Regions from separate parts of the Homo sapiens genome. Here region 2 is linked to region 1. Evidence: chromatin loops called from intact Hi-C (ENCODE). Cell type or tissue: psoas muscle. All regions are shown on one strand. Links, peaks and the distances in the headings refer to the core of each region. The heading gives the core; the rest is flanking DNA. Region 1 holds the start of LOC105370457 (a long non-coding RNA gene). Region 2 has its middle 190 kb from the start of LINC00639.

The links. Hi-C counts contacts between places; a loop is a spot of excess contacts. Peaks named below come from ENCODE experiments on the same cell type or tissue, not always from the same donor. Only the 100,000 strongest peaks of a DNase experiment are listed, where the experiment ranks them.
Region 2: it touches region 1 in a loop (4-fold over the local background); 3 of 110 quality-filtered maps call a loop at or near these places.

What each region holds. Positions count from the first base shown.
Region 1 is chr14:38,872,476-38,888,431 of GRCh38, forward strand. The region is part of intron 2 of LINC00639 (long intergenic non-protein coding RNA 639); the gene reads right to left. It overlaps LOC105370457 (a long non-coding RNA gene), which reads left to right and starts at 6,255. Exons shown (of 5, transcript NR_135256.1): 1 at 6,255-6,266; 2 at 10,121-10,165. In psoas muscle, for the core only: no CTCF peak of the experiment used is centred there; no DNase peak of the experiment used is centred there.
Region 2 is chr14:38,717,878-38,733,833 of GRCh38, forward strand. It overlaps the pseudogene KRT8P1. Among named protein-coding and RNA genes, the nearest start is that of LINC00639, 190 kb to the right of the region's middle. In psoas muscle, for the core only: no CTCF peak of the experiment used is centred there; no DNase peak of the experiment used is centred there.

The sequences.
Region 1 (15,956 bases), core at 8,609-11,108:
CAGAGCTGTCTGAGGAATTGTAGAACTTGAGATGATAAAACAACAGGTGGTCAATGAGTTTTATAAACCTATACCTGAGTACAGACAAGAAAAGCTGTGCTCTAGAAGAAGACAAGCCCAGAGGTCATCAGCAAGTTGTGCTGTCTCAAGAGCTCTGTGTCAAGGCGGAAAATGTTCTCAGATACCAAGAAGCTGACCCAAGCCAAAGACCACACTTAGACCAAACTTTTATGACACATGGGCTTCATCCTGTTACTATACTTTTCCCCTCACTTTTCCATGAGGTACCACCAACATGTTCTCTTATTCACTTATGTATTCATTTAGCACATGCCTGTTGAGCATGAAGTGTGTGCAAAGCACTGGGCCATGCACTAACGCCATAGGCATGGCTAGCCCAATGCCTGCACCTTGAGCCCCTTATGGAAGTCAGCAACCTGCACATGCTCAGACCCCTACCCACACCAGGAAAAAGCACACTGTCTCCCTCCAAGTGTCAACATCAAACAAAAAAATTCCACAGAAACCACTTAAAATCAGAAGACAAAGTTGAAGCCGTATATGTTGAAGTTGTCATTAGACTTGCTGCCTGTTTCTCTTTAGCAGTTTAACCTTCATTCTGGTAATCAATCCTTTTTTTATTTATTTCAATATCATGGTGCCTGGACTAGGACTTATATTTTCATAGCTAATTACAAATATACACATATTTCCTTAAAGGTATATAAAATTATTATCTTGGCCTAGATAAGTTTAAAACCCTTTATGCTTAAATTCCCCTATGGTTCACTGGAAGTGCTGTAGCCAGTGTCCTCAAGGTAGTGAAGAACCATGATCGGCCAGAGTAGATGCAGGAGATAACATGTGCAATGATGAAAACATCTTTGTTTCCTTACCCTGCACCAGGCTTCGTGCCGTGTGCTGGGGCTAGAAAGATAGATTTGACCACAGGATGAAAATAATCACAAGTTAAATTCCTGCCTCAAGTTTCTCATGCTTTCTCAAAGCACACAGACACATCAATGCTAACCATGCAATCAAATGGACATATAAAGATACATATGAACTGGATACTGCAAAACGGAAGCATTACAAAATTGATCTGAAAACAGGAGAGGGGTCAGAGAGAGTTTCACAAAGTAGGCGACAACTGACTCAAATCCCATCAGACAAGTGGGAGCTTTCTAGATAAAAAGAGTGGAAAGGCATTCAAAGCAGCGAAATAGCCTATTGCATTTGGAGAATTGGGGAGCAGTTTGATGTGGCTACAATAAAGATGTGGCAAGGGATCAGGCTGAAAGGTAAGCAGAGATAAGATCCCAATGAGCTTTGAATTCACCACTAAGGATAAGCTTGAGTTTGGGGTTGGAGAATTACATAATTAATTTGGGTATGAAGCTAGAGGTATAAATTGGGAGTCTTTGATTTATGGGTTGAATTTGAAAGTGCAATACATTATATAGAGCTTGTGAGTCAGAAGAGAGGCTGAGAATCTAACTCTTTTGAGCACCATCATTTAAGAAGCAGGAAGAGAAATAAGAGTCCACAGAGGAGTTTTTAAATGAGCAGCCAGAAAACAAGAAGAAAATCGTAAATGAGGAAGAAGGCACAAAAAGGGAGTTTTGAGAAGGAAGTCTCTAGCAGTGCAGTGAAGAGGTCAAGTAAGATGAAAACATAAGATTCCAATAGACTCACCAAGCAGATGATCCCGGGTAGAACAGGAGAGAAGTCAGATTGCAGGAAGCTAAGATAGAAATAACAGATGAAGGAGTGAAGACAATTCAGCCTTGCCTCATAAAGAAACATAAGGCTAGAGAGGACCCAGGAGCCATGAGGTTTTGTTCTGAAGATAAATGAAACTTAAGCATTACACCAGGGGAGAGGAAGAAGTTCAAAATATGAGACTTAAAGAAGGTCACTGCAGAATTGAAGTGTCAAAGGCAGTAAGAGCAGACAGGACTGCAATGTCAGCAGAACATTGGACTCTAAGAAAAAGAGACGAAAAGAAAAACAGGTGCAGTTGAAGACTATTCTAAAAAAAAATCAGTGTTAAGTGAACAGTGTTTATTCCTCCTAGGTCTGGTGAGAAGAAAGGTCTAGGGTAAGAGACATTAGGAAAGTCATAAAAGTTGGAACAACTTGGCATAGGAGATAGCAAAGGAAGTTCAACAAAGGCACTTTGGAGGATCACTGGGTGGTTTTGAGGGTCTACTTAGGATTAGAGATCCTACCTTTTTCTAATGACATTAATCCACAATGCTCTGGGTTTCCAAGAATAAAAGGAGAGATGAATTGATCCGGGTTTGGGCATCGCATGGCAAATGGGCAAGAGAGTTGAAGGTGCTAGCAAGAGAAGCTTAAAAGATGTAGGTGGAAAAGGGAAGGAAATTAATCTAGCTGATGTATGTTACTCAGAAGGCAAAGGGAAATGTCAAGGAACTAGAAGTCTTCACAAATTCAAAGACCAAAGAGGATGAAACTTAGAAAGTGAGACAACTGTTAAAGACAAAAAGCAGTAGTTCAGAAATAGATGAGTTCCTAGTTCCTAGTGGTGACCAGATCCAAGGTGTGAGCATGAAAGTGAGTTCTGGGAGCAGAGTGAAGGTATAGATATTGGCATTGAGATAAATGAACTCCAAGCTACTGATTGTGCATACCAACTGTATGTTTCTCAGGGCTTTATTTATTAGATGCCAAGCATAACACCTCTAACAACCCTATGAGATAGAAACTATTATTTTCATCATCCTCATTTTACAGATGAAGAAACTGAGACACAGAAAGATGAAGCAACTTGCCTAAAGTCACACAGCTATACTAGAAGGACTAGGGATTTAAGCCCAGGCAGTCTGGCTCCAGAATTCTTGCTCCCAACACTACACTACACAACTTTCCCCAGAATGGCACAGTAGCATCTTGGAGCTATAAGCAGCATGGCTCAAATCAGGAGATTTTTGTAGGAAGGTGGAAGATGAATGATCACCTAAAATGTAACTTAATGCCCTCCCTAATATCTGCAGCATTAGTACTGCATTTATTGAGCTTCCACTATGTGCCAGTTTGTGCTATTTTAAAACAATTGATCCTAGTATAGCAGCTATAGAGCTAGGATTTCATTTTGTCTGTATTCCTTCCCTGGAATTTTCACAAAAGGTTTTTGTTATTTAAAAAAAATGATAGCCTGGTATTCAGCCTGCTGGGTAGTAGGATCTTAAATGATTCTATAAAAATCCACTGTCTAGCAGCCAAATATACTCATCTGAGAAATAACTGAACAATTCACGGTAGACTCAAATGGTGCTGCATCCACCGGAATAACTAGCTGGTGATAGTTTACTTTACAGCCCACCTACAACAAAACTGAGAAGTTGCACCTGACACTAGTCAACCTGGCCATCCTAGAACTATCTATACTGCAATATCTTAGCACATCCTAAGGAAAATATTTAGAGATCACACTCATTTTTTAACTCAGATTTTAAACACTCTAGAATACTGTGGCTATGTGAAAGAGCTCCTCCTCGCTCAAATATTCAACTACATCAAGTTGCTTTTTTCCGTTTTCAACATTTTCTGAGAATTATACCAAGAGTTGTGGCTTAACTGTCAGCATTGCATAAATTTTCTAGCACCTGGGTTATCGGTGGAAGTAGGATGTCAATATAATGTCATAACATACTCTATTCAATATTTGTGGTAATAAACTTCAGAATGAATTATGACATACCATAATTTTTCTGTGTTAATGAAGGATGGAGTTGCCTGTGTTTAAATTTTATAGCCTCCTTTTAACAACAGTTACAATTTCATTGGTCTTCTTCCAAAAATATTTGTAGGAAGTATCTTATCCCGTCCCACCCTCCATCAGAAAATACTAAAGTCAAAATGTAGCCATAGTAAGCTAAAAATGTAAAGTTAAGAATCATTATTCTCTACAATGTGAATTATCAGGACTTGCTAATCAGCCATACGAAATGCAAACACTGGCATTGAAATAGGAATTTTTGGAAGGCAGGATAGCCTAGAGGCTTCAGTTTGAATTTCTTCATTTGTCTGAGTATGTTTCCTTGTCCATAAAATAATGACTTCTTCCCACGATTTTTATGAGAATCACATTTATTCAAGCATTTGCCACACTGCTTAATTTAGCACAAAACTAGATAATATCATTTATCTTTTCGTCCTTTTCATTTGACTTCTCAGCAGCTCTTGTCCCAGTGGCCCTCGTTCCTTCTTGATACACCCTCTTCTCTTGGGTTTTCTCATATTTTCTTTGTCTTCTGATATCTTAAGGACTCCTTTGCTGGTTCTTCTTCATCTATGCAATCTCTAAATGTCACATTCCCTTACAGTTCAACACTAAGTCCTCTTCTATTTTTCTCTCTCAGCTCTCTCACCAGGCAAACTCACCCTCTCGCAGGCCTCAAAGAGTACCTACCTGCCAAATTAACAGCTCATTTCTCTCCTCTTAGTTTCAGACTCATGTATTCTTTGTAACTACTTGATATCCCAACATGGAGATCTTACAGACATCTCAAAGCCTCACGTTCAAAACCAAGTCAGGGCCGGGCGCGGTGGCTCAAGCCTGTAATCCCAGCACTTTGGGAGGCCGAGGCAAGAGGATCACGAGGTCAGGAGATCGAGACCATCCTGGCTAACACGGTGAAACCCCGTCTCTACTAAAAATACAAAAAATTAGCCAGGTGTGGTGGCAGGAGCCTGTAGTCCCAGCTACTCAGAAGGCAGAAGGCTGAGGCAGGAGAATGGCGTGAACCCAGGAGGCGGAGCTTGCAGTGAGCAGAGATCGCGCCACTGCACTCCAGCCTGGGCGACACAGTGAGACTCCGTCTCAAAAAAAAAAAAAAAAAAAACAAAAAAAAACCAAGTCAGAGCTGACCCCTGAAGGCCATGCCTGCTCAGACTTGCCCTTTCTCATGCTCCCTCTCCCTGGAAATGCTCCACCATCCACCCAGTAGCTCCAGGCTGCAATCTGAGCATCATCTGATTCTGTTCTTTCTCCACCGTCCATACCTAATCCATGCCAAGCCCTGCCTGTGCCCTATAAGAAGATCCTCATGTTGCCTTTCAATTCTAAAGTCTCGGCTTCTTAGAGCTGGCATTCAAAAGAATTAGCACATTTCAAAACCCTCTACTAAAGTGTATCTTAGAGATTATTTATAAATGAAGGGTTTGATCACAACTATAAAAATATTAATAGTTTAAAGGCAAAGAATATTCCTAAGAACACTCAGTGTTACTAAGTTTTAAAAAAGAGATACATGGTAAAATAAGTTTGGAAAATGCTAGATTAAACAGAATTAAGGTTTTCACTGTTGTCATTGCTGTTTTAACTCCAGACTTCTCAGAGTTTTTGAACAATCCTCATGAATCCATAAGAGGAACATGACCCGTGTGTCACATATTCACCACCCTCTGGTTTATTCTATCAAAAGGGGCCCAGAGCCAACTTCATTCTTATCTGGGCCACCCTCAATTTCCCTAAGGACTGCCATTCATTTTATATCTTGTTTTCATCTGGAACTCCTGAACTCCTGTTCCTTTTCACATGACATTCCTCTTCTTCTTGGCATCAGCTGTAGGGTAAATGTGAAGTTTACCACATATCCTTAACTGCTCTTTATTTCCCACAAGAGCACCAAACAAGTTTTCATAAAAATATCAGACTTTCCCAAGGGCTTGGAGAGGCAAGGAGCATTACGTCATAGCAATTCAAACACCTTAGAACCGAAGATTAGATATCTCCATTCTTAAAAATCCTCTCCTCCTCTCCACCAGAAACCTCTGATTGGCCACCATTGTCCATTTATTCCAGAGTACTGACAGATTGCCTAATCTCTCTCCTTCTTACTCCCTTCCCTCTCTTCTCTACTCTTCTTGGCTTTTCTCCTCTCTCAAACTATACAGTATTTACTTTCAATGCATATCAGATTGACTATTTATTTGATTCCTTCTTCTTTTTCAATCCAGCCAATCTACTCCCAACTGCTTACCAAGTCATTTTTCTAAACAAAGCACTTCCTTCAATAGAAAAACTGCAAGATATGGCTTCAGCTACCAACCTAAAATAATTCAGCATCTTATAGTCAGCAATTGAGTTCTTTTGAAGGGAAGTGTCTTTGCTTAGAAAACTTTGATTGTGACATCCCTTTATTTCAGAACATATTCTAGAATTTCTGTTTCATAGAATTCTTCTTGAATCACAAATTTAAAAAAAAGACAAGACAGAAACAAATTGACATCTCAGGGTAGGTGAATGTTGGGAAGTGGATGTAAAGAAAAATCAACCTGCTGCTTATATAATTGTCATGCAACCCAGGACCTCATGCCATGCCCTTACCCATCCCTGTGGGTACAGGAGTTGTCTCAACAATGATCAGACCAGCAATCTGATAGCAAAAAATACCCTACTGATTCTCCTCTTTTCTCCCACCTCATCCTCATGCACACACATGCATACAAATGCATACACCTTCCCAGGTTTTTCCCACAGGGCTCTCTGGAAGTCTGCTCAGCAGTGTCTTAAACTCCTGCATTACAGCAGGTTGTTGCCTGAGGTCCCAGAATCACTCAGGTCTGGATGGACCACAGCCCAGTGTGCTCAATGCCACTGTGTTCCAGAATATGTTGCTGAGACATCACTCAAGCCACCACGAACTCCGCTGCACCTCTCCTATCCGTTGGAGTTGTTGCTGGCCATGTTGTTACCCTCCCCAAATCACCCACTTTGACTCTGACTGAGCATCAGTCAGCACTACAGCTTCTGCCCCTTGTACTTCCTCCTCTCTGCCAGTGCTCAGCTTCTCCTCAAGGTTCTGATATACCTCCCTCTTCTCAACATTGCCTGTTCTTAAAGGAGCCCCTAAGCAGACCTGCTTTTTTCAGCTGCTATGAACCTTTTGGGATTTTATGCTGAAAATTCTCTCTTCCCAGAGGCATGTGTGCCACCAGGATGGCTAGTCCCATGGTCATTTTCTCAGGGCTGCTATAGAGCAGAGAAACAATTCATGGGCCAAATCTAGCCTGCCACTTGAGTTTGTAAAGTTTTATTGAAAAACAGCCACACCAATTCACCTACACATTGTCTAGGGTTGCTTTCTACTGCAATGGTGGAGGTGAATAGGGTGACAGATAAAGACCTTGTAGCCCACAAAGCTTAACATATTTACTTTTTGGTCCTTTTCAGTAAGTATGTTGATCTCTGCTATAGATGAAACAACAGAACTGTATGATTCCTCAATTTAGCCAGCATAATTTGAGGAGCATCCCCTTGGTGCACACAGACCCAGTAATCTTATCTGGAAAACTAACAGGATAAATGAATCAAAGGATAAAACACTATTCTAACACATGCCCGGGACACTATAGGCCATTCTGATCATGAAAATTAAATAAACAAATAAAGCAAATTTTTTTTGGGAGGGAGTCTCGCTCTTGTTGCCCAGGCTGGAGTGCAATGGCACCATCTCAGCTCACTGCAACCCCTGCCTCCTGGGTTCAAGCATTTCTCCTGCCTCAGCCTCCCGAGTAGCTGGAATTACAGGCACCCACCACCACACCCAGCTAATTTTTGTATTTTTAGTAGAAACAGAGTTTCACCATGTTGGCCAGGCTGGTCTCTAACTCTTGACCTCAGGTGATCCACCCACCGCAGCCTCCCAAAGTGCTGGGATTACAGGTGTGAGCCACTGCACCTGGCCAAAACAGGTAAAAATTTAAAACTGAATGGGAATAATAACCCCAGGATAAAGATCCCGACTATCTGTGGGTAAAGGGAAAAGAACATGTTCAGGGACGGGTAGAGAGGATTTCAACTGTATTTATAACAAAGGTTTCTTAGATTGAATGGTAAGTACAAATGGATTCATTTCTTTCCCTATGTTACATATCTTCCAGATCTATTCCCCCTTTCTCTGTCCTGCTCTGAGCCACAGGAGGCTGGCTATTTGACCTCACCAAAGGGCTCTTTTGCCTCCTGTTTTCTGACTGGGTCCAGCAAATAGACAACTGCAGCAGGACAGGGAAGAAAGACAGGGTATTTATTCCCCCAACTTCCTGCACACTGAATGTGACCCTTGAATGAAAGCCACAGCTCTTAGCAGGAGACCGCCACACAGCCATCTCTGACTCCAGTAACTGCTTCCTCCCCAACTCCTTGAATTAGCCATCTATTGCTACATAACAAGTGACCCCCAAGAACTGCAGCTTAAAACAGAAATCTTTTATTATCTCAAAGTTCCTGGGTGCTTCTTCCTCAAGGTCTCTCGAAAAACTGTAATCAGGGTATTACCTGGAGCTGTATTTTCACCTGGCTCAACTGAGGGAAGATCCACTTCCAACTCACTCATATGGTGTTGACAGGATTCATTTCCTCACAGATTGTTGGACTGAAGCATCCCTCAGTTTCTTCTCATGAAGGCCTTGATATAAAGCAGCTCCAATCTTGGCAGCTGGGTTCCCTCAGAGCAAGCAAGACAACCAGACAGAAGCCATTGTTGTTTTGTAATCTAATCTCAGAAGTGACATCCTATTACTTTTAGCGTGTTCTGTTTATTAGAAGCATATGACTATGTTCAGCCTACACTCAAGAGGGAGGAAGTACCCAAGGGCATGAACACCACACTCACTGGGTGGTGGGAATCCTAGAGATGGTTTATCACACTCTTTCAGGCCTAGAGCAATAACCAGCTGTTACTAGTCCTAGGGTTACTGAAACATTTCAGATTTCCCTAAACTCTGGTAGACAGTTCCTCATTAAGCTCCCTGCAAATTACCTCAGCTTTCCAGGACCCTGATTTGAAAGTGTAATTAAAGTACACTTACAATGGGAAAGTGGCTGCAAACTAAGCTTGGAAATGAGGACATCAAAGACTACTGTACGAGAGTTTGAAGGCCACAAGGGTAATATGTAACTCAGGGCTGACACTTCATTTTTCCAAACAGCTCAGTGTAAAAAATAACAGTAAAAATAGCCTGAGAAAGGTTTTAAACAAGCACAAAGTGGAGATGTCCAAACAAAAGGAGGAAGAGAGAATGAAGTTCAAGTAAAACTTTTCCATTGTAAGTAATTCCAATCCTTCCTTGGTCCTAATGTGAGAAATAGAATTCGTTCTGATAGAACAGGAAAAGATAAGAAAAAAAAATGGGGAACTAGAAATAAAGATAAGCTAAAAGCAATAATGAAAATTAATTGTAACATCTGGGAAAATTTAGTTGACCTTTCTGGGAGCAGAGACAAAAATTTCACTAAGACTAATTACCTTATTTTCAACTTTGACTTTATATTAAGTATGAATCTAGAGGGTAAAACAAATATTTACCTTTAATGAAATGATTTTCAAGTAATAATACATTTATGTCTCTCAGACAGGTTGAAAACTTTTTCCACCTCTAACGTTTTTGCCAGTACATAAGATTTTTATCAATCACTGCCATACTTATTAACCTGAACTTCAGTACTAATGTTAAAATAATTTACATTTTTATTAAAATCCTGGTTTCTTAGAAAATTATTTTTATCTCAGTAGTATCTACCATGCCCTGAAAAAGAAATAGTAGGCAAGACTTTACATGTTAGCTCAATAGCTATAGATATTAATAGGATCCTTTGTAGTTCAGAGGGGAAAACAGAACAGAGCTAGGGTTCCCACCCTTCCCTTCAACTCTTCTCCATCTAAGTATAATTGACCAAGCCAGAGTGGAGGCAACTCATTTCTGGGATATCCATCCATTAGATAAGAGATGCAGACATAATAGCCAAGAAATAAGTCTAAAATGCATGGAAGTTTTTATCCTTAGTTATTGAATGAGTTACGTATTTCCTAATTTTCTGCTGAGCCTAGAGAAGAAAATGACCAATCACTTTGGAAAGATATTGATGTTTATGAAGTATAGCCTCTGAATATCTCAAATGGAAAGGAAAGACTATATTTAAACCAAGGAAAAAATTTTACATGAGTACAATTTTATTGCTAGGGACTAACTTTCATATATAATGATTGCTTACACATAAAAATTCATCTATGACATTAAATACCAACTATATAATTCAATTAACTTTATTTTTCCCTTATAATTATCTGAAAAATTTATTCTTTTACAGTGAACAAATTCTTCCCACTCTTCTGAGCAACCATCTCAAAATATAGTAAGTACTGGCCATTTAAATAAAATAAAATTCCCTAAGTAAGCTCATCATTGGTAGTGATGACTCACTACTCTGTTTATAAGTAGGTTATAGTTGAGTAAACACTGTCAACACAAATAAATCACCTCAGACCATTATGTTGAGAAGATCATGGTTGTATTAACTGGTTTTCATGTATGCCTCATTACTTCTTTTTCTGGATTATTCATTGAGAGGGAGCACTATCTATTTAATTTTTTTAATGTCATGGAAGTAAAAGATGTGTGATGGGCACAAAAACTCTCCTGTGAATGTTAATGTTAACTTTCACTTGATTGAAAAACTGCAGTGTAATTTTTACCTGAAAAGAAACTTTGCCTTGAGTATAATACCTTCAAATTATGTAGAGCTTTTGTCCCTTAGAGTTCACATCTCCTCAATACCTAGAGAGAGATAACTGAGCTACAGAATAATAAGCTGATATATTTGAAAGAAAATGCTGGTACATTTTATTTAATCAAAAGATTTTTAAAATGACATTATCAGCTCTTTCAGACAAAAAAATGACTTCTTTGAAATTGGACATCAAACAAAAATTATACAGTGAAATTCCATTATAACTAGATAATTTTTTTAAATATCCACTCCTTCACCGAACATATATTGGCTCACCAAATATTTACTGAGCCCAACTATCATGGGCTAGGCACTGTGCCAGGTACTGGGAATACACAGATAGAGGACATAGTCTCTAGCCTCATGATACTTAGAGTCTATAGAGAAAAAGGTAAATAGATTACTAAAATATTGAGAAATAAGGACTCTAATAAAGGTGTACATTCCGCGATAGTCTCTCATTACTGTTGTAATGGAGTTGTGTTGTAGTCTTTTTTCTTTTTTTTGAGAGTCTCCCTCTGTCGCCTAGGCTGGAATGCAGTGGAACAATCCCAGCTCACTGCAACTTCAGCCTCCCGGGTTCAAGCAATTCTCTTTCTCAGCCTCCCGAGTAGCTGGGATTACAGGTTCCCACCACCACGCCCAGCTAATTTTCGTATCTTTAGTAGAGACAGGGTTTCACCATTTTGGCCAGGCTGGGTCTTGAACTACTGACCTCATGATCCACCTGCCTCAGCCTCTGTAGTCTCTTTTAACAAGAGCTAAGACATTTCTTTAAAACTCTTTTGGTAATGATCTTACCTTGGAGGTGCGGAAAGAAAAGGTATCAGTCTATGTTTGGGGGATTTTCTTATATACCATTAATACCCTTGTTTGAAAGAAACAATATGCTGATGTCCTAAAAATCTGATGAGAGAACACTGAACTGATGAGCAAAACTTGACAAAAATAAAGTTTTGATAACCAAACTCTACCTCCTCAAGCAATTAGAAAGAAATGAATCAATAGGAGATAAGCCCACTCCATTCTACCCTGCAGCTCAGTGTTAACAACAGCCTTGAAGTTAGAGGACCAGTGAGGAGTTTATGAGTGTGTGCATGGAGGAGGGGAATGGGGATCTCTGTGAAGTCTGAGTCCCAGTCACAGAGACATTAAATCTCTCCCATTCAGAACACCTCTAATCTTTTCTCCTCTAACACCCCTACATTGGAATTTTCAAGGTGTGGGACAGAGATTACACAGCCAAGTCAGCCTCCTCTCAGCTGCTTTCATTCTGTGAGAGAAAAGGCCCCAGCTGACCCTGAAAGTTTATAGTCCTGATCAGGATGGGCAAACAAGAGGTGGATCTGTCCACAACACCAAGTCAATCAGTTGTTTCATGCCTTTGTCAAGGAGCTGGTGGAAAGACTGCTGAAATTGGTCAAAATACATAAATATTTAGGTTGGTGCAGAAGTAATTGTGGTTTTTGCCATTACTTTTAATAAATTACTAATAAATTAGTAACCCCTTAGAAAAAACTTGACCAGAAGTCATTCTACAATAGGCACTTACCACATTGCAAATGTATTCCTGTTACAGGGTAGGGACTGTTATAAACTGAAGGTTTGTGCCCTCTCCCCAAAAAAATTCATATATTGAAATCCTAACCCCCAAAGTGATGGTATTAGGAGGTGGGGTCTTTGGGGCATAAATAGGTCATGTAGGTGGAGCTCTCCTGAATGGGATCAGCCTTATAAAAGGAACCCTATAGAGGTCTCCATGCTCTTTCTGCTACATGAGAATACAACAAAAAGATGGCAGTCTGCAACCTGGAAGAGGGCCTTCACCAGAAGGGGACCGTCTTGGCACCCTGATCTCAGACTTCCAGCCTTCAGAACTGTGAAAAATAAATTTCTTGTTGTTTATAGGCCACCCATTCTATGGTACTTTGTTATAGAAGCTCAAACTAACACAGGGGCCAAGTCTTTTCATCATTATGTCCCCAGTGTCTGGTACCAGTTTGTTTTCCACTACATGAGATGCTTCAGAACTTGATCGTGTTGAAATGACTGAATGAGTGAATGGTTCCCTAAGGGATTTATACTAAAGTCAAATATTGGCTTCTGGTTTCCTTATTTTATTTTTAAGCATAGGTATATAAGACAAGTGAAATAAAGACCAACTTCACTCTTTCAGCAGAAATGGGACAGGCTAGAATCCCTTCTGACCCAACTAGCCATGCTATCCTGAAATGACCTCAGGTTTCCTGTACACTTCTCTAAGTGGTGAAACATGCTCAGCATCTACCAGGTCCCAGATCCCATGAATGACATTAATTGTTTCCATAAGGTTTATTCAAAAAGGGGAGTGGAAACTGGGATTCTTCTCTTTACTACTGGCATGTTATAATGAATATGAATTATATGAATAAGTGGCAAGGTATGGCTCTCGGCATACTCTAATGGTCTACTACAAAATCAATAGGAATATGGCCAGAATGTGACAACATGGAAAATAATAAACTTCTAATTGACTCAGTTTTTTCACCTTTGCCCTGAGAACCATGATGAGCCATGAAATCCCAGAGTGCCCACGCATCACTGCAAATGCTACTGGACCAGGGCATCTTATTCTTTTTTTTATTTCCTCCCCTGTCTTCTAACCCCAACTCCATCCTAGGACCTAAGACAGTTTCCAGAGCACAGTAAATTTCAAATATTGTTCAGATGACTGGCATTTCTTCATAGCTAATATGTTATGGGGGAAATAATATCCTTAGAAATCCTCGTACATTGAAAATCTCAACAGGCCAAGAAGTGATAATTCAGATGAAGTCTACACTGAAAAACCACAATAGAGAGAACCAAACATCTCATTATCTGAAAGTAACTGCTTGAGTCTGCTATAAATGTATTTTTGTAGGGTTTCCTTAAAACTTTACTGCATGACATTTTAAAATTGAAAATAAAGCTATTTTAAATCATTGAAATTCAACTGCCCACTTGCTCAAAGAAGATATTTATACAGTTATTTGTTTCTCCAATAGGAATAACTGGCTCACTGCATGCAGTATTCAATTCTTTTGATGATATTTCAGTTTCCAAGTATACCTAAAAAGTAGAATGATCTGGCATTTTATTGAATTCTTTGATTCTATATAGGCTCATATGAGTATCACCTTTTTTTTTCTGTACTATAGATATCATTCATATTCGCCAAGGTAAGAAATTGGGTTAACCCTAGTTCACTTTTTTCTTCAAAAGTGATGTCTTTTAAATATCGGGACAAGAAATCTATATTTGAGTTTGTTATTCAGCATGGCTTATAGTTTCTATTCAGAATTCTACTTACAAATAAATCAATTCTAATTTTCTCAAAACCAAAATTACTCCAGAAAAAATTCAGCAATAGCAAACATTGATCCAGCATGAAAACTGAAATAATTTAAAATTTATTACTTGATCTGCTCTCTCATACATTCAATATTAGAAATAAAATAATTCTTAATACTCTTCCCCAAATTCTATGCCAGTAAAATTGAGTTGCTTCATCATTTTTTATATCAAAGATTCCTTTTTTAAAAACAGTTATACAAGTCAGGAATTGCTTCTCAAAAACCACATTATGTTTTATAATGATTTAATAACCATGTAATCAAAACTCTCCCAACTTTTAGTCAATATTATTTATTTGGTGAAACTCAATGAATTTTTTATGTTAAGTTAAACATAGCTTAAGCTTCTTTTATAGATGTTACTTTGAATCCATCTGTTATCATTAGATTGGGAGGGAGGAGATAGACTTTAAAATAGTTTAACTTCAGCATAATGATTAATTCTAAATTTTATTAAATCCTAATAACTTGCAGATATGTTACCTAATGTGTATGTTTATGTATATATTAAATGTCTCTGACATACATAGGATGCATACATATCTCTGACATACATACATATTTTAACTCCATTTTATTGATGGAGAAAGTGAAAGACTAATGGAGTTGTAAAAATTAGTTTGAAATAAGAGGAATAGGATCTGGGTTTCTCCCTCCTATTCAAGTGTGTCTCTTCTGGTTATTAACTTTTGGAGATATAGATTTTTAAATGAATTACATTAATACATTTTTAAAACCAAAATTTGTCTGTTATTATAGCAACTTGAAGTACAAAGATGTTAGTAATTTTCATTTGTTCACATTGTTCAATCGCTGTAAAGATCAAGTTTAGAACACTGTATTCAATTCCTTCGAAAGCACACACTGATGACACTGACCAATATGGAGAAAGAAGAAACTGCATTTGTAGTGATGACTGCAAACGATGAGCGCAGATGGAGAAATACTGAGTATGGGACCTAAAGGGAGCTATTCAGGTAGAGATGTTCATCAGGTAGCTCTATTTATGGACTCTTACTGTGCATCAGTTTATTACAAAGGCACTTGGGACACAAAAACAAATCCCAGTAAGGAAACAAAGGACGGAATAGGTGTCAGTGTCTGTCAGAGTCTGGTTAGGGCATAGAGGTCACACTAATTACTTTTAATAGAAAAAAATTTAGTGTAGATAGTTATATTGAGTAGATGAAAAGGCAAAGAGAGAACTCTAAGGTATCACAGAGATATCACCTGCAGAAAGCCTCTTCTACCCCTACAATTGGGAAAACAAAGTGAAAGGTTGGGATTATTAAAATTTAGAAGGTTTAGAGGAGGTGACTCATACGCCTGAGACCCAGACATCTAAGAAGGGGCACTGCTCACCTAATGTGTCTGATTCTGCCAGTGTTAGAGAACCTGAACTGCAAAGTGCATTTGATTGCTGCTCTTGGATTCAACTGCCACTGCCAGGGTGAAGTGAGGCAAGGCAGATCCTGACAAAATTAGGAAGTACACATAAACTCAACGGAAAAAAGGAAGTGCATTTTCCCTCCACCAGCTGTGCAGTCTCCCTGGAACCCCTGCTGAGAGAGCCTAAGATGAGAGAAATGGCCAGGCAGAGATCTGATTTACAGAGTGCCAGCCCCAGCACCACAGAGCAAGCTATACAAGGATATGGGTTTGGAGCTGAGAGACATCATAGCTCAATAACTGAAGCAGAATGATTTGTCCCAATTGAGGGGAAGGGGTTCAAAAAGGTTTTGATAAATAAAGTTGAATTGAGTCAAAGAAGTTACAATTTATTGAATAATTAGAATGTGTCAAGCATGGTATTAAGCACTTCAAGTTCATTAGTTCATTTAATTGAATCCTCACAACAACCATTTGAAGTAGATATTATTATCCCAAGTTTATAGATAAGAAAATTGAGGTTCAAGGAGGTTATGTGACTTGACCAAAGCTATATAGTTAGTAATTTGGGATCCAGGACTCAACCCCAGGTCCATCTGCCTCCAAAATGTAAGCTCTCAAACATTATAACATACACTCTCTTGAAAGACTGG
Region 2 (15,956 bases), core at 8,491-10,990, 150 kb before region 1:
TCCATATCCATGGATTCAACCAACCATAGATGCAAAATATTCAGGAAAAAAACCACATTTGTACTGAACATGGACAGATTTTTCTTGTCATTAGCCCCTAAACAATACAGTAAAACTATTTACATAGCATTTGCATTGCATTAGGTATAACTAATCTAGAGATTATTTAAAGTATACACGAAGATGTGTGTAAGTTATATGCAAATACTATGCCATTTTTAATTTTTTTTTAAGACATGGGGTCTCAGTATGTTGCCCAGGCTGGCCTTGAACTCTTGGGTGATCCTCCCACTTCAGCCTCCTGAGTAGCTGGGATTATAGGCACGCACCACCAACCTGTCTTTATTATGCCATTTCAAATAAGAGGATTTTGGTATCCTGGAGGGGAAGGGGGTTGTGGCGGTTTTGGCACCAATCCACCATGGATACTGAGGGACAACTGTACTTGAAAATGGTAATCAAGTCATCACTTTCAAGCCTAGTTGAATCCAGTGCTTCATCTACTCCACACCTGCACCCACACAGCTGAATGTGTCTGAAGAAAAACACATAATTGTGCTGATTGATCTCACTTTAAATTCATGACCACCCATTTCCTAACAAAGCTGACCCCTCCATTTGAACACGTAAATCTAATTCCATCTCTTCTGCTCAAGGATACAACTCCCACAATTGCCCCTTCCTCCTACATGTTTTATTTTCCCATCTGTACTCAACATGCAGTATTTCTATCATTTTTTTAAGGCACTCACAATCCCACTTTCCTGTCCTGGTATGACCCCATTTCCACACTTTGAAACAAATAGACTTGCTCTGTACAGTTTCTCTCTTCCTGTTCTCACTTAAACCCACTCGGAGTATGCTTTTGCCTGATTGCTCCATCAAAACTGCTCCTGCCAAGCTCTCCAATGATCTCCAAAGTGGAAATCCAGATTCTTCATCTTACTTGACTTAGCAGCCTTTGACCTGGTTAAACATTATTTCCTTCTTGAAGCACTTTCTTCACTTGACTTCCGGGACACCACATGGTCTCAAATGCTTCCTCTCAGTCTTGGCTGGTTCCTTTACTCCCCAACCTTTCAATGTTGGAATACTCCCAGCCTCCCTTGCCCTGGAACTTCTCTTTCTTATTATCTGTCTATATCTCTAGCTTCATCTCTCAATCTATCATGATTCCCATTCAAGTTAGAACAGGCTAAGTCTTCCTGGGTTAAAAACAACCACACCCCAGTCCCAGTAGCTTAAGAAAGGTTTCTCACTCATGTTGCCTTTCAGTTGTGGTTTGCCTAGGTATTGTATCCCATGTTGTCCTTTCTCTGGGACACAGCTCGTAGAGCAGCTACCATAAAGAGTACTGCCAGCTGCTGTGACAGAGATAAGAATGTGACATTGTGCATTAATTACTAAAGCTTCCATCCAGAAGTAACATGTATTATTTCCACTTGATTTTAGTTGGACAGAGCAAGTCACAGGGCCATGATGAGTAGAAAAATACAATTCTAACATAAAACCATATTAGAAGGTGAAATGGAAATATTTGGTGAATGACACTAGTGATTACCAAAACTCCCAAATGTGTATCTCCTGCCTAGGCTTCTCACTAAACTCTTTTTTTCATTACCTAACTCTCTGCTCAGCATCTTCACTTAGATATCTAAAACCTCAAACTGGCCGGGTACTGTGGCTCATGCCTGTAATCCTAACACTTTGGCAGATTGAGGCAGGTGGATCACCTGAGGTCAGGAGTTCAAGACCAGCCTGGCCAATATGGTAAAACCTTGTCTCTAACTAAAAAATACAAAAGTTATCTGGGCATGGTGGCGTATGCCTATAGTCCCAGCTATTTTGGAGGCTGAGGCAGGAGAATCACTTGAACCCAGGAGGCGGAGGTTGCAGTGAGCCGAGATCGTGCCACTGCATTCCAGCCTGGGCAGCAGAGTGAGACTCCAACTCAAAAAAAAAAAACAAAAAACCTCAAACTAAGCATCTTCAAAACTGAGGTCTACTCTTCTCCTCACTCCAAACCAAACCTCCTCCTACAGTTTTTTAATCTCAGTTCATGGCAACTCCATGAACTCCATATATAAGCCTCATAAGGGTTTATTGTTGTATCTTCAATGCCAAACAAAATGTGTGGCAAAAAGTAGGTTGAACAAATGAATTGATGAATAAATATTGTGTTTCTGTCTCAGTTCATGCTCTGATTTCTTCACATCTTTAAAAAATGGTAAAGTAGATACCTTACTTAAAAAGATTCTGACTAATTGAATGTAATGATCAACACTGTAGCTCGAGCATACAGGGCCTGTTACTATACCAAATACTGTGTTGAGTTCCTTGCATTCTCTGCCTCTCCCACCCAACAATTAGCCTACAAGTGCTATACAAGTAGTTCTCTGACACTGTTAGCCTCCTGAGTCCGAGCCTTCACTACCTACATCCCCTCCCTCTTCATCCCATATGGCCATTCTCTCTCCATATGTGCATACAAACCTTTTGGGAATCCATTGCATATGTCACATTTTTTAAACAGGTTATCCTGTGATGCACATTAGACATTTCTAAGACCATTTACTACAAGGTTGATTTTTCTTTGAGAACTTATTATATTTACTTTTGGACTCAACACATTTTTTCTCATTAAGCTTCTCAAGTCATCTCTCCTTACTCATCAGACAAATGCCATTCCAGGTGAGGAATTTTGTGTCCTAAAAGCCTGAGTTTTTAAAGAGCTATTTGCAAATTATTGTTATTTTCTGGATCTGACTGACATACCAGGTGAGAGTTGTCAGCTGTTAGCTGACAGTTGCAAATCCAGGGGCCTTAAGTCAAGACTCCAGATAAGAAACACAGCAGCCCAAACTAAAGGTACTATTTCCAAATACATGTCTAGGTATTTGCTTCTCTTTTTTTAGAATAAGATCAGATTATATATAAATTATATTATTGCATAGTATCTCTTTCATAAGGTCTGTTATGGTGATAAAAATCAATAAATATATGTGAAGTGCTTAGAACAGTACAATGCAATTTAAGTATGTGTTGCTATTTTCTTTTCCTTAAGATGACTAATTATTTAATAGTCTAAGTGGGTACTATATTAGGGTTCTCTACAGGGACAAAATTAATGGAATAGACATATATATAAAGGGGAGTTTATTAAGTATTAATTCACATGATCACAAGGTCTCACAATAGGCCGTCTGTGGGCTGAGGAGCAAAAAGAGCCAGTCTGAGTTCCCAAACTGAAGAACTTGGAGTTCGATGTTTGAGGACAGGAAGCACCCAGCCTGGGAGAAAGATGTAGGCTGGGAGGCTAGGCCAGTCTCTCTTTTCAGATTTTTCTGCCTGCTTATATTCTAGCTGTGCTGGCAGCTAATTAGATTGTGCCCACCCAGATTAAGGGTGGGTCTGCCTTTCTCGGCCCACTGACTCAAATGTTAATCTCCTTTGGCAACACCCTCACAGACACACCCAGGATCAATAATTTAATCCATGATTGAATCCTTCAATTCAATCAAGTTGACACTCAGTATTAACCATCACAGGTATACTCTCTTAAATTAGAATCCAAAATATAATCTTCATGTGCTGTTGTTATTAATATTTCAAATCTTTGGTAGATTAAAATAATATGACTTAAGTAGTTTAAATTCACAGTGTAATTGTAACTATACATATGTTTGGAAACCTGGATATATCAATGCAGTATGTGAGACAGGAAAATAATTAGGTTACAAAGACAGTACAGATCTAATAATTCTGTCCTGTTGGAGCACATAACAGAAGAAAAACACACGAGAGGTAACACTGAGACCTAATAAAAACAACCAAAAGGAACTGCCCAGCAGAGAGGAAGAGACTCAGACGCAGCAGTTTTGGCCGCGTAACTGATTGACTAAGCAACCTGAAGCCTGTCATGAATCGGTGTTTTATTCAAATGTGAATAAAGATGACTGCCCCAAATTTTAGTTACCACGGTGTGAAAACATTCATTTTTCACTGTCAGTCAGAAAATATAAATTCTCTGTTAGCTATGTCTCCAGACACACTCTCAGCCATGGCTGGAATAAGCTTTGATTCCATCTAGGCTGGGAGTGTAAACTACTCATTTCCTCACACTGTACCACGGCTATCCCAATACAGGCCTCCAGGAGGCAGTGTCTCTTCATTTTAACTGAGTGCATGAATTCTGCCAGTTCTTCAATATACTTAACTTCTGTCTTCATTCTCCTAGGAAACCTTTCTAGTCCAAGAGAAAGTATTCTGTAATGGTAGCCCTCCCACTGGCCCACCCATCATGGAATAATGCATCATGACTTTGCTAGGTTGGGTGAGTTCGTTCAAAGGTCACACACAGGCCTTTGGTTTCGGGAAAGGTAGAGAGAAAGGGACCACAATTTTGAGAGTAAAAGGACAGGAATGATTTTATGTTTGCAGCACTTGAGGGAAGATGTGATTTTTAAAACAGAGCTTAAAAACCTAAACAAACAAAAAATTCTTGGCCCTCATATGTGTATAGGTTGTCCTAAGGAATGCCTTTATTGCTTTACATATGACAACCAAAGTTCCTGTTGAGACCTCAGGTTGACACTTTGTTACTTTTCCCACTGAAAGTTGCTTTTGATGTTCGTTCGCACTGATTTTTACCTTCAACCAAGCCCTTGGATGTGATGTTAGCCATTGCCACTATCAAATACCCTAGAAGAGTGGATATAACCCTTTTTTGATGAGTGTCTTTGAAGTTCCAATGAGATACATGTATATTGCTGAACCTACACATATGTATATATCTTTATGCTTTGCTAACAATTTCAAGGATCTCCTAGACTTTGTTCAGTAAAGTCTTCTAGGTGAAGAAGAGAGAGCCCCTTACAGCTCTCTCACTGCTATCCTAGGTCAATTAGATTAGTCTGGTAATTAAGTGGTTTTTTGTGAACCAGTAACTGTATTGAAAGTCAAATATCAACAATTCAGGAAAACTGTCTTTGACTTCTTTATTTGGAAATATTCTATGAAGAGAGAATTTTTAATCACCACATAGGACTGATGTTTTATTTGTAGTTTGATCACCAGGTAACTGCTTCATTCATGCATTTCATTTATTTTTACTATCATTACCTCGCTTTACATAATAATATTTAACAATTACTGTAATCAGAACACTATTCACACTTTAACCAAGTGTCTTTTATGACACTCCTGAGAAAGAGATATCTCTTCTGGATAACCAAGCCAGAGAAGAATAGTTCAATAGCTTTATTACTATGATAGTGAAAGTTGATATCAATGCTAAATTGATGACTCTCTATCCTAGGATCATCAAACCACACCTTTCTCCTTTATAAAAGTCAGCAATACTTCCACATTTGCTAATTTCATAAATGATTTAGTAATATCAACTAATACAAAGTATTTGCAAAGCATCTGAAAAAAGTCATTTTCAGACAAAATCCTCATCAAGCTTAAAATTTCATGTCCTAAATTTAGAATATTATAGTCACAAAAACTACCTCCATTTTATCATAAAGTGTCTATTGATGTCACCACCACTGTCATTGTTGCAATTGTCATTCATTGGTTCAAGCTTTAAGATCAGAGTGGCACCTAGTGGTACATTCTTTTTCTTTTCCCCCTCTTTTGTTCTGCTTCAAATTATCAACAGGTACACTTTGAATACACATTGAGTACTCATTATAACAACTTTATTAATGAAATGCTTACTACCACCACTTCCCTAAACTTATAGAAACAAATCATTTTGGAATTTGAAATCTCATATTTTGAAAATACGTGACACGAAAATGTTGTTGACAGAACGGAAGCTCATTGGTAATATTTACTGACAATGAAAGTTCTAAAATGGAATATAAAAATGAGATGTTTCTTTAAAAATCAAGAAATGTAAAAGGCATGCTAATATGATAACGGCCATCCCAAGACAATAACTCAAGAATTAACTGTCTGCAAATAATCATCTGTGAAACAGTACCTTGACTTTAAAGTCCTTAAAAATGCAAGCATGAAGATAACGGAGCTAATCATACTAATTAACTCACTGTGCCTTGTAACAAATTAATTTTGAGTAAAGGAACAGGCAACTAGAGAAAAAGGCCAAAATCTCAATTAGTTAATCTGAATAGAACATAAATACTCTCAGAACTTTTTTGGCCTTTAGAATAAGAGTAGAACCGGGAGGGTGGGAGCAGTGATCACTCCATGCTGACAGCCTGGAATTGTTATTTATGGCACCGTTTTTCAGTTCTACATTCCAATGCGAGAATTTACCACGTTTGGGCAGCAGAACATGACAGGTTGACGTAGACTATCCATAACAGGCTCCACCCTCAGAGAACTAATCTAACCTGAAACTTTAACAAGCTCTTCCTATTACTAGGAATAATAGCTTAGCTTCTGTTTAAAATGTGTTCCTGACAGGCAAACTTTGTAGACTAGGTCCTGCTCAGTACCATCAGCATTCATTTTTAGTCAGCAAGTTCTAGGTAAGAGTCCTTTGCATACCTGCTACCATTTTTCAAAGACTATATCACCATTCTAATAAATGCTGATATTGTGAATGTTTAGAAAGTAAAAATATAAAGTAAGAGTCACTCCTTACTCCTAGAGGATCTAGTTCTTGTATCTGCCCATTCCTGTCTCCTCAGCTTCTTCTTCCACAGGTTTGAGCTTCCATGTCTTCAAAGGTACTCAGGTGTTACCGGCTGAAAAGCTGTGTTTCACTGATGCTACCACGTCTCTCTCCAGCCACCACCCTCAAGGTAGCCTTCCTTTCACAAAGTTCTTTAAAGGATATTCTAAATACAGTGTTTTCATGCTCTCACACACACACACACCTTAAAATTCCTGTCATAACCAGCCCCTCCCACACCACATTCATAAATATAAATAAATGAAATAAAATAAAATAAAATAAAATAAAATAAAATAAAATAAAATAAAATAAAATAAAATAAAAATCAGGCTTCCCAAACTACTTTTCTTCTGAAATCTGTCAAGGCTGACCGATGACCTCACCAAATCCAGTAGCTTTTTCTTAACCCTTAGTTTCCAAGGCCTGTCTGTTCTAGTCGACATTATTGACTACTGTCTTCTCAAAATGCTTTCTCCTCTTGGATTCCAGGACACCACATTTCTCTGATTTTCCTCCTCCCTTTACAACTCCAGGACATATATCATATATTCTCTGTCTGAGTACTATATACTTCTACTATGTGAATGAGTACAGTATTGACCACAATTATGTGTATTTTTTCCTTAAAGAAGAGAAGGTAATACAAGGACAATGGAATGACGAGGGAGAGGGACAACAATGTACTTTTTGGCCAATTACACCTTTGTGTGATGTCTGCAAAGCACACCCCATTCTGAGTAGCTAGATGTGTGGTTTAAAGGAGAACTTGGAGACTCACAGGACATAGGAGACATCTGGCCTTCTGAGACCAATTGGGTGCATTCTAAATACCTCCTGAGCCCCCAGCAGGCCTACTAACAGATATGACCTTAGGTAGATTACATTGATTCATAGCCTTTTCCAATAGCTTATTTGTTTTTAACATTATCATTTACTGTGTTTAAGATTTCTATTCAACAGACTTTTTAAAAAAAGTTTTAAACCGTAAGGATATGCTCTGACCATTTTTTGAAATTATCAGGTGTCAGTTTGACAAAATTACCAACTCTGAGTATATTCTTAATATTAAAATTACAAATGTTTTGTCCTTTATTTAGTTATTCAAGTAAGCAGAGGAAGGCACATTCTCTAAAGGCAATTAGAGGAAGCTTGTTGAAAAGATCATTTTGGTTGTTTTCATTCTGTTATGAAATGCCACTTCTGTTATAAAATGTCATTCTGTTCATTTCATTCTCTAACAAACTTCATCCTGTTAGATATCTCAGAACTCAAACTACGAAGAATTTTAAAGCAAATGAGTAAATTGATTGTGAAAACATGATGCTCTGCATAGCACACCGATGGCCTCTGTTCAGAATTGTTTTGTTTCCTAATAATGAAGGTCAATTAAACCATAAAATGATAATCCAAAAGAATCCCCTATGGAAGATTCGAGGAAGGCCCAGAAGAGGGATACTAAAATTGAAAGGGAAGAGCAGCTCTACTGGCCATCTAGAGTAAGTGGGAGAGACAGGCAGTAAATATCCTAAAACCACCTATTAGCCTGCATCCTTCTACATTTCTGGTCCTCTCTTAAGAAGATTAATTGATACCATTAACTTCTTAGGGTTTTTTTTCCTTTTTATGTACATATGTATGTATGTATGATTTTAGAGATGGGTCTTCCTATGTTGCCCAGGCTGGAGGGCAGTGGCTATACACAGATGCAGTCATAACACCCTAGTCTCCAACTCCTGGGCTCAAGTGATCCTCCTGCCTCAGCCTCCCAAGTAGCTAGGACTATGGTGCATACCACTGTGCCCAGCTAACATCCTGTATTTTGGTATATGAGCTTCTTTTTTTCCACTGTAATAATCTGTATTGTCCTTTGACTTAGAAATTCTGCAGTCTCATTTGGAGAATGGGATATGTGTAGATAATAAAATTTGGAATTCTTCCTCTTCCACAAATGTATTATGTAATTATAATAATTTCTATCATTTCTGAATGCTTACTCCATATCAGACACCATGTGAAGCACTTTGTAGACATTATCTCATGTGATCACAACTATTCTACATGGTAGTATTGCCCTCAATTGATTGACAAGAACCTGTGACTCAAAGAAGTAAAAAAAACTTGCCTATTCCCTAGTAGGCAGATTCAATCAATCAATCAATCAATCAATCAACACAAACTCGCCTAGGAAGTAGCTGAGCCAAGATTCCCAATCTGCATTTTTTTTTTTTTACTCTGAAGGAACATGCTTTTCCCAACTAAATTAATATTGCTGTTCACCATATTTCTAATGTATAATCACTGGACACTGGAGTAGACACATATTTTTAGCACCCTAATCCAGATAAGGAACTTTAAATGCTCACCAGCCCAGGCTGTGTATCCCAGCATGTTAGGAACCAGGAGGGAAGTTAGGACCACTAAAAGAAATAACTGGACCAAGAAGCAGCTTCTCCACCCCTTCTGGAATCTCTGCCTGGTTCAGCCCACCTGCCTCCACTCCTGCCTCCACCATGTCCATCAGGGTGACCCAGAAGTCCTACCAGGTGTCACCTCTCTCCCAGGGGCCTTCAGCAGCCACTTCTACACGAGTGGGCCCAGTGCCCTCATCAGCTCCTCAAGCTTCTCCCAAGTGGGCGGCAGCAGCAGCTTCCAGGGTGGCCTGGGTGGAGGCTATGGTGGGGCCAGCAGCATAGGAAGCATCACCGCCTTCACAGTCAACCAGAGCCTACTGAGCCCCCTTAACCTGAAGTGGACCCCAACATTCAGGCCACGTGCACCCAGGAGAAGGAGCGGAACAAGATACTCAACAACAAGTTTGCCTCCTTCATCGACAAGGTACGGTTCCTGGAGCAGCAGAACAAGATGCTGGAGTCCAACTGGAGCCTCCTGCAGCAGCAGAAGATGGCTTGGAGCAACGTGGACAAAATGTTCCAGAGCTATATCAAAAACCTTAGGCGGTAGCTGGAGACTCTGGGCCAGGAGAAGCTGAAGCTGGAGGCAGAGCTTGGCAACATGCAGGGGCTGGTAGAAGACTTCAAGAACAAGTACGAGGATGAGATCAATAAGCGTACAGAGGTGGAGAATGAATTTGTCCTTATAAGAAGGATGTGGATGAAGCTTACCTGAACAAGTTAGAGCTGGAGTCTCGCCTGGAAGGTCTGACTGATGAGATCAACTTCCTCAGGCAGCTGTATGAAGAGATCTGGGAGCTGCAGTCCCAGGTCTGGGACACGTCTGTGGTGCTGTCCATGGACAACAGCTGTTCCCCGGACATGGACAGCCATCGCTGAGGTCAAGGCTTAGTACGAGGAGCTAGCCAAGCGCAGCAGGACTGAGGCTGAGGGCATGTACCAGATCAAGTATGAGAAGCTGCAGAAGCTGGCTGGGAAGCACGGGGATGAACTGCGGCACACAAAAGCAGATCTCCCAGATGAACCAGAACATCAGCCGGCTCTAGGCTGAGATTGAGGGCCTCAAAGGCCAGAGGGCTTCCCTGGAGACCGCCATCACAGTTGCCGAGCAGCTGGGGAGCTGGCCGTTAAAGATGCCAACACCAAGCTGTCCGAGCTGGAGGGTACCCTATAGCAAGCCAAGCAGGACTTGGAGCGTCAGCTGCGTGAGTACCAGGAGCTGATGCACATCAAGCTGGCTCTGGACATCGAGATTGCCACCTACAGAAACCTGCTAGAGGGCGAGGAGAACCGGCTGGAGTTTGGGATGCAGAACATGAGTATCCACATGAAGACCACCAGCGGCTATGCAGGTGGGCTGAGCTCGGCCTAGGGGGACCTCACAACTCCCGGCCTCAGCTACGGCCTGGGCTCCAGTTTTGGTTCTGTCGCGGGCTGTAGCTCCTTCAGCTGCACCAGCTCCACCAGGGTCGTGGTTGTGAAGAAGATCAAGACCCGCAATGAGAAGCTGGTGTCCGAGTTGTCTGACATCCTGCCCAAGTGAACAGCTGCAGCAGCCCCTCCCAGCATACCCTTCCTGCGGCTGCCCCAGAGCCTAAGAGGGAGGCCGCTGTGCAGGGGAGCACAGAGAACAGGAGACCCACCTGAGGCTCAGCCCTAGCCCTCAGCCCACTCACGGGGGAGTTTACTGCCTGGGGACACCCCTTGCCCATGCCTCCAGCTACAAAACAATTCAATTGCTCTGTGTGTGTGTGTGTGTGTGTGTGTGTGTGTGTGTGTGTGTGTGTGTGTGTTCAAAATAAAACCTCAGCTAGCTCTGCCCAAAAAATAAATAAATAACTGAGGACAAACAGCCTTACTTCTCCCCTTCTATGGATAATGGCCCCCACTGTTTATTATAAGATGTGACTTGCCTTAGTAATCAGAGAAAGCTCAATTAGGAAAGAATGCGAAGCAGTGCTATATTTTGGAGAGACACTTTATCCATATAATTTTCTGTGAAAGCCTATTCCTGTAAGCAGGATTTGGAATGTGTTGCTTACTCTCATAATCATCAAAACCATGAAATAAATACATCTTTTATAAACCTACAGCCCAGATTGGCCTCCATCTTCAATTCTAGGCACTCTGGCTAATGCCAGTAAAAAGAAGAAAATTAATTCATGCCTTAATTAGACCAAAATTATTATTTCTAAGTGGATCTCTTAAAGTAAATCTCAAATTGATTTGTGTGTGCGTGTATGTGTGTATGTGTGTGTGTATTTTAAAAGCATAATGAGGTCATATGTTCTCAAATGTGCACATTTTGGCACAAGCAAGTCTACCAGAAGTCTTCTGAGAACATAGCTTATTAGATTATACAATTATTAAAGATTGACCTTTTCTGTTAGGTTTAATGAACCAGAAATTGCATTTTTAACCTTGACTGATGTGACAGATGTCAGTCATCTTTTTTTAATCTATCTGAAATAGATTATAAATTAAATTGGTCCAAAAACTATTTTATTAGACCAGCAGAGGGGCAAAAATAGCCAGTGGTAATGGAGAAAGACTTCAAGGAAGATTCGTTCTGAATTCATGTTAAGAAGAGGGCATATGGCAATGAGAATGACTGATTTACAGACAAAGTCATGAGATCTACTGGGAGAGGGGAAATCCTGTAGCAGGGCCTTGAAGCCCTTGTAACTTGCATGTAATATAAACATGTACTCAAAGCCCAGTGAAGACCGCTACACACCAGACAGAATCCCAACAATGTGAAACGTATATTCTCAAGCCATACCTAAAACAAGTCTATCACTAAGCTTACAACACTTTTTACAATTGTCTATTGTTGCATTTTATGACTTTCAATGTAAACATTTTGTACGTATCTCCCTTACCAATCAATTGACTATTTCCATTTCAAACAGAATCTATTTGCTGCACAGTATTTCATGTGTTAGGAAAAGTCAACATCTCCATTAATTTTATAAAACAAGCATCTCCATAATGCCTCCTTTGTTTTGTTCGTACCATTTTTTCTTCCTATTTCCTTTTTAAGGATATTATTCAGTTTGTAAAAGATTTTCTAGTGAATAAACTTGTGACCTCCACTTTTCCCACAAGCTTCTTAATACATTGCAGGTGAGATATTTCTGTGGGTTGAAGCTACTTGCATGAAATGTTGGAATAATGAGTAAGTTCAATCAATTCTGCAAAACAGCTGGTCAGTTCTGATAGGAGGAATATAATCAATATAACAAATTGGACACACATTCCACTTCAGACACTGGTGCAAGGTGTCCCATTGACTCAAGAACAAACAGAAGCCAGCCTCTGTCCTCAAGGAGCTTGGAGTCCTGGGGTAGGAACAAAATGTGTGTAAATGACTGTAAGTCCTTTGGTGTTAAGCCAAGAAGGTAAACTCGAAAGTTGATAAAATAGGTTTGCTCAAATAAAATCATCATCTTTACTGGTTCATTTGGTTTATTTTAAAGGAAAGTAACGAGTTTATTTTTCAATACATAGAGAAGCATTAAAAAAAGAGGTGGGAGAGGCATTTTATAACTTGTCAAATTATGATTTTTTAAGTCTTATGTTTTTACACACACACACACATCACACACACAGGTGATGGGGCTGCCTTCCCTTCCCTATCCCTGGCAGGAAGTCATCCCAGTGTGAACAGCCAGGATCACACAAGGAAGGGGTGAGAGTAGGGCGGGACCACACAAGGAAGGGGTGAGAGCAGGGCAGCACCCCAGCAAGGTCAGGAGATTACTTACTGGAGAATTGAGTAAATAAGTAAAAATATCACGAATAATGATAACCAGGCTTTTCACTGTCAGAGAACATGAGGTACAAATATGAGAAGGGGGAAGGAGAAACAACCCCTGCAGCATTAGATTGGAATTAAAGTTTATCTGGATGAACTCATGATTTTCAGTGTATACCTAGAAAGATAGATACAGAGATATAGAGAGATGAAAATGTGTATATACACATGTGTATGATACATATATGTGTGCAGATATGTATATATTATGTAGGTGTGTATGCAGGTATGTATATACTTGCATAGATTTCCTTGCTCTGACCACTGAGAGGACCTAGGGGCAGCAACATCTCAATAGCAATAAAGCACACCAAGCACACAGATCTCGACTTTTGAATGCCACTTCTCCATCTTAAAAGACAAAAACAGGACATCTTAGACAAATGGCCAACTCCAGGGTGGTTGGGGCAAGGAAAGAAGACGTGCTTGTGCACATCTTGGTACATCAGGTTTAGGAAGCTGTCACTGGTCAAATCTGGGACAACTTGAACATCAAAATAAATAATCATTGTAATGGATTATAACTCATCGATGTAAGTCTCTAAGTACACACTTATATCAATACATATGTACATATACACATACATACATCTTTACATACTACTGAATGGCAACTAATAATGGCATTTGGCAAACTGTTATGCTAACAATTAACTCAGGCAAGAAACATCAATGGAGGCTAAAACTGGTAGATAAAATTGGGATGAGTAGATTTTACACAGTCTCCAAGTGACTTTCCACAAAATACCCATTATTACAAAGGAAAAGATAGATAGGTTTGCAGCAGAAAAAAAAATGTCAGACATCATCTTAACTAGGGGATCAGTGTTAACTTCTCCAGCAATGAGACAAGTAGACAAACAACTGCCATCAGAGAGGATGAAGTAAGAACACAGCATCACTTCTGTGAAATTCTGGCCAAAAATTCTGGGTCTTAACATAAGGAAACATCAAACAGACCCAAATTGGCCTTTAATCTTCATAACTCTTCAAGGTCATGGAAAGTAAAAAGACTAAAGAATTGCTTCAGGTTTGCAGTTTGAGCCACATTACAGCTGGGTGTAAGGTTCTGTCCTAGATCATACCCCATTGTTATAAAGGAGACTAAAATGGAGTCTCTGGGGTAAGGATATATTTGAGACATTTATACATTTAACTTTTCTGTACATTTGAAAATGTTTCAAAAATAAAATTATAAAAAGAGGTAATGAGTAAAAGCACTTACTCTAAGGGTAATGCAAGTAAAGTGAGGTGGGGTTCAGAAGCTAGAGAATCCCATTTCCATAGTAACAGAGCCCAGGTCTGCCTTCAGTATTACTGTATCTTGAGAGCCCAACCCAGTCCTTCACATAATTGGCATATGTTGAATGAATTCTTTGGTTAATTGAGCAGAGAGAAGGGGAGATGTCAGCCAAGAAAGGTTTCATGAAAGAGACAGAGGGGAAGAGGGGGCAGTCTAAGCATGGGAAAATGAATAAAGAAGGTCACAGAAGTGAGAAAGCAAATAGCACACGAAGCAGCAGGTGGTTGGAGTAGAGAGAATGTTTTAGAACACAGGAGAAGTGATGGTTAGGAAAAGTAGTTCATACAAGATAAGAAATAACCTACAATATCAGGGTGAGGTAAGGAAAGAATACTCATTTTAGAAGGCAATTGAAAAAGCTTGTTAGTCCTTTCTAAGCAAAGCCCAATTAATCTTTTTTTTCTATCTTTGCTCTAATAGAGGTACCAAGGCCCAGTGGTGTATCCAAGGAGGAAAGAATACAAGCAAAGATTAGGGATAGTCTGCAGTTACATGACAAAATCCCCCAGGGAATTCTACAGGATTATGTTCCATAAACCCTATGTTAGTGTTTTGTGATGGAATAATTTTGAATTGGGCTAAATTAACCATATTTTTATCCTAAATGACTCTTTACTGGGATATTCCAAGAGGAAGAGAATATGCAATTTGACCGAAGTTAACCTCAGTACCATTCCTCACTCCACCTCCATCCACCAGGAGACTCTAGAGGAACCGCAAAAGCGCACTCCAGGAAATGCTGTTTGTGTGGTTGAGCAGAGGGAAAAAGGCTTATGCCAGGTATTTGTGAACAGCCATCTCAACCCTATAAGGCATGTGAGGATTTTAAGTGAAATCAGAGATAAAGTATAAAGTGATTGAACTCAAATGGTGGCAGAGGAGCAAGGCCCTGCACACCATAATTTGCCTACTTCTTTCTCTCGACCTCTGTCAGTTTCTATGTAAACAGCCACACACAAAGATTTTAAGGATAAAGTCAAGCCCTCCCAAGGGCTCGCATGAGCTGACCTCTTTGTGGCACTGTGCTAGCTGTGGCCCAGTTACCATGGATGTCAGAAGAGTTAGAGGAAGCTTGCAAGAAAGCATTGATTCATGAATGGGTAAGGGTAGTGCCTATGGCAGTTGGGGTGTAAAATAAGGCAAAAAAAAAATGAAATGAGTGGGTAGAGATTGAGAGGCCCGTTTGATGGAGGCTCAAAGTGCTGCAGGCCTGTACTCATTCTCTCATTCTACCAACGCCGACAGGAACACCTTCTTCAGTGAATGTTCCCATTCAGGGTCTGGTGACTCTCACTGACAGACATACATTCAGCCCAGAAGGAGGAATGACTGATGATGTCTATGGAATTGAAATTCAGCAGCGCGTAAAGTATGCACAGTGCCTCTTCGGTGACCATATTGGACAATTACCAAGTTGAAAGATACATAAGTGCCATGTAAACTTTTCAAACATTCAAGGAGCAAATAGCTCTTCCCTGCACAACTGTGGTTCTTCCCATGAGAAGGAGGAAAGCAGCAAGCACTGGTAGTAGCAAAAAGCAAGAGATAAATGGAGAAAAAGTGAGAAACGTCTTTAAGGTTTCTCCTCCAGGTACCATGGAGTAGAAAAGAGGGAAGATTTGAAATGGAGAAGGGAGGACACCTGCACATGCATGCAATTAATTTTTTGAAAAGGTATGAGATGCCCCTCCGTGATTCTCAAACTTCAGTTTGCTCTGGAGTTCCCTGGGCAGTTTGATAAGAAAGCAGATTGCAGGGTTTCATGTTCCATAA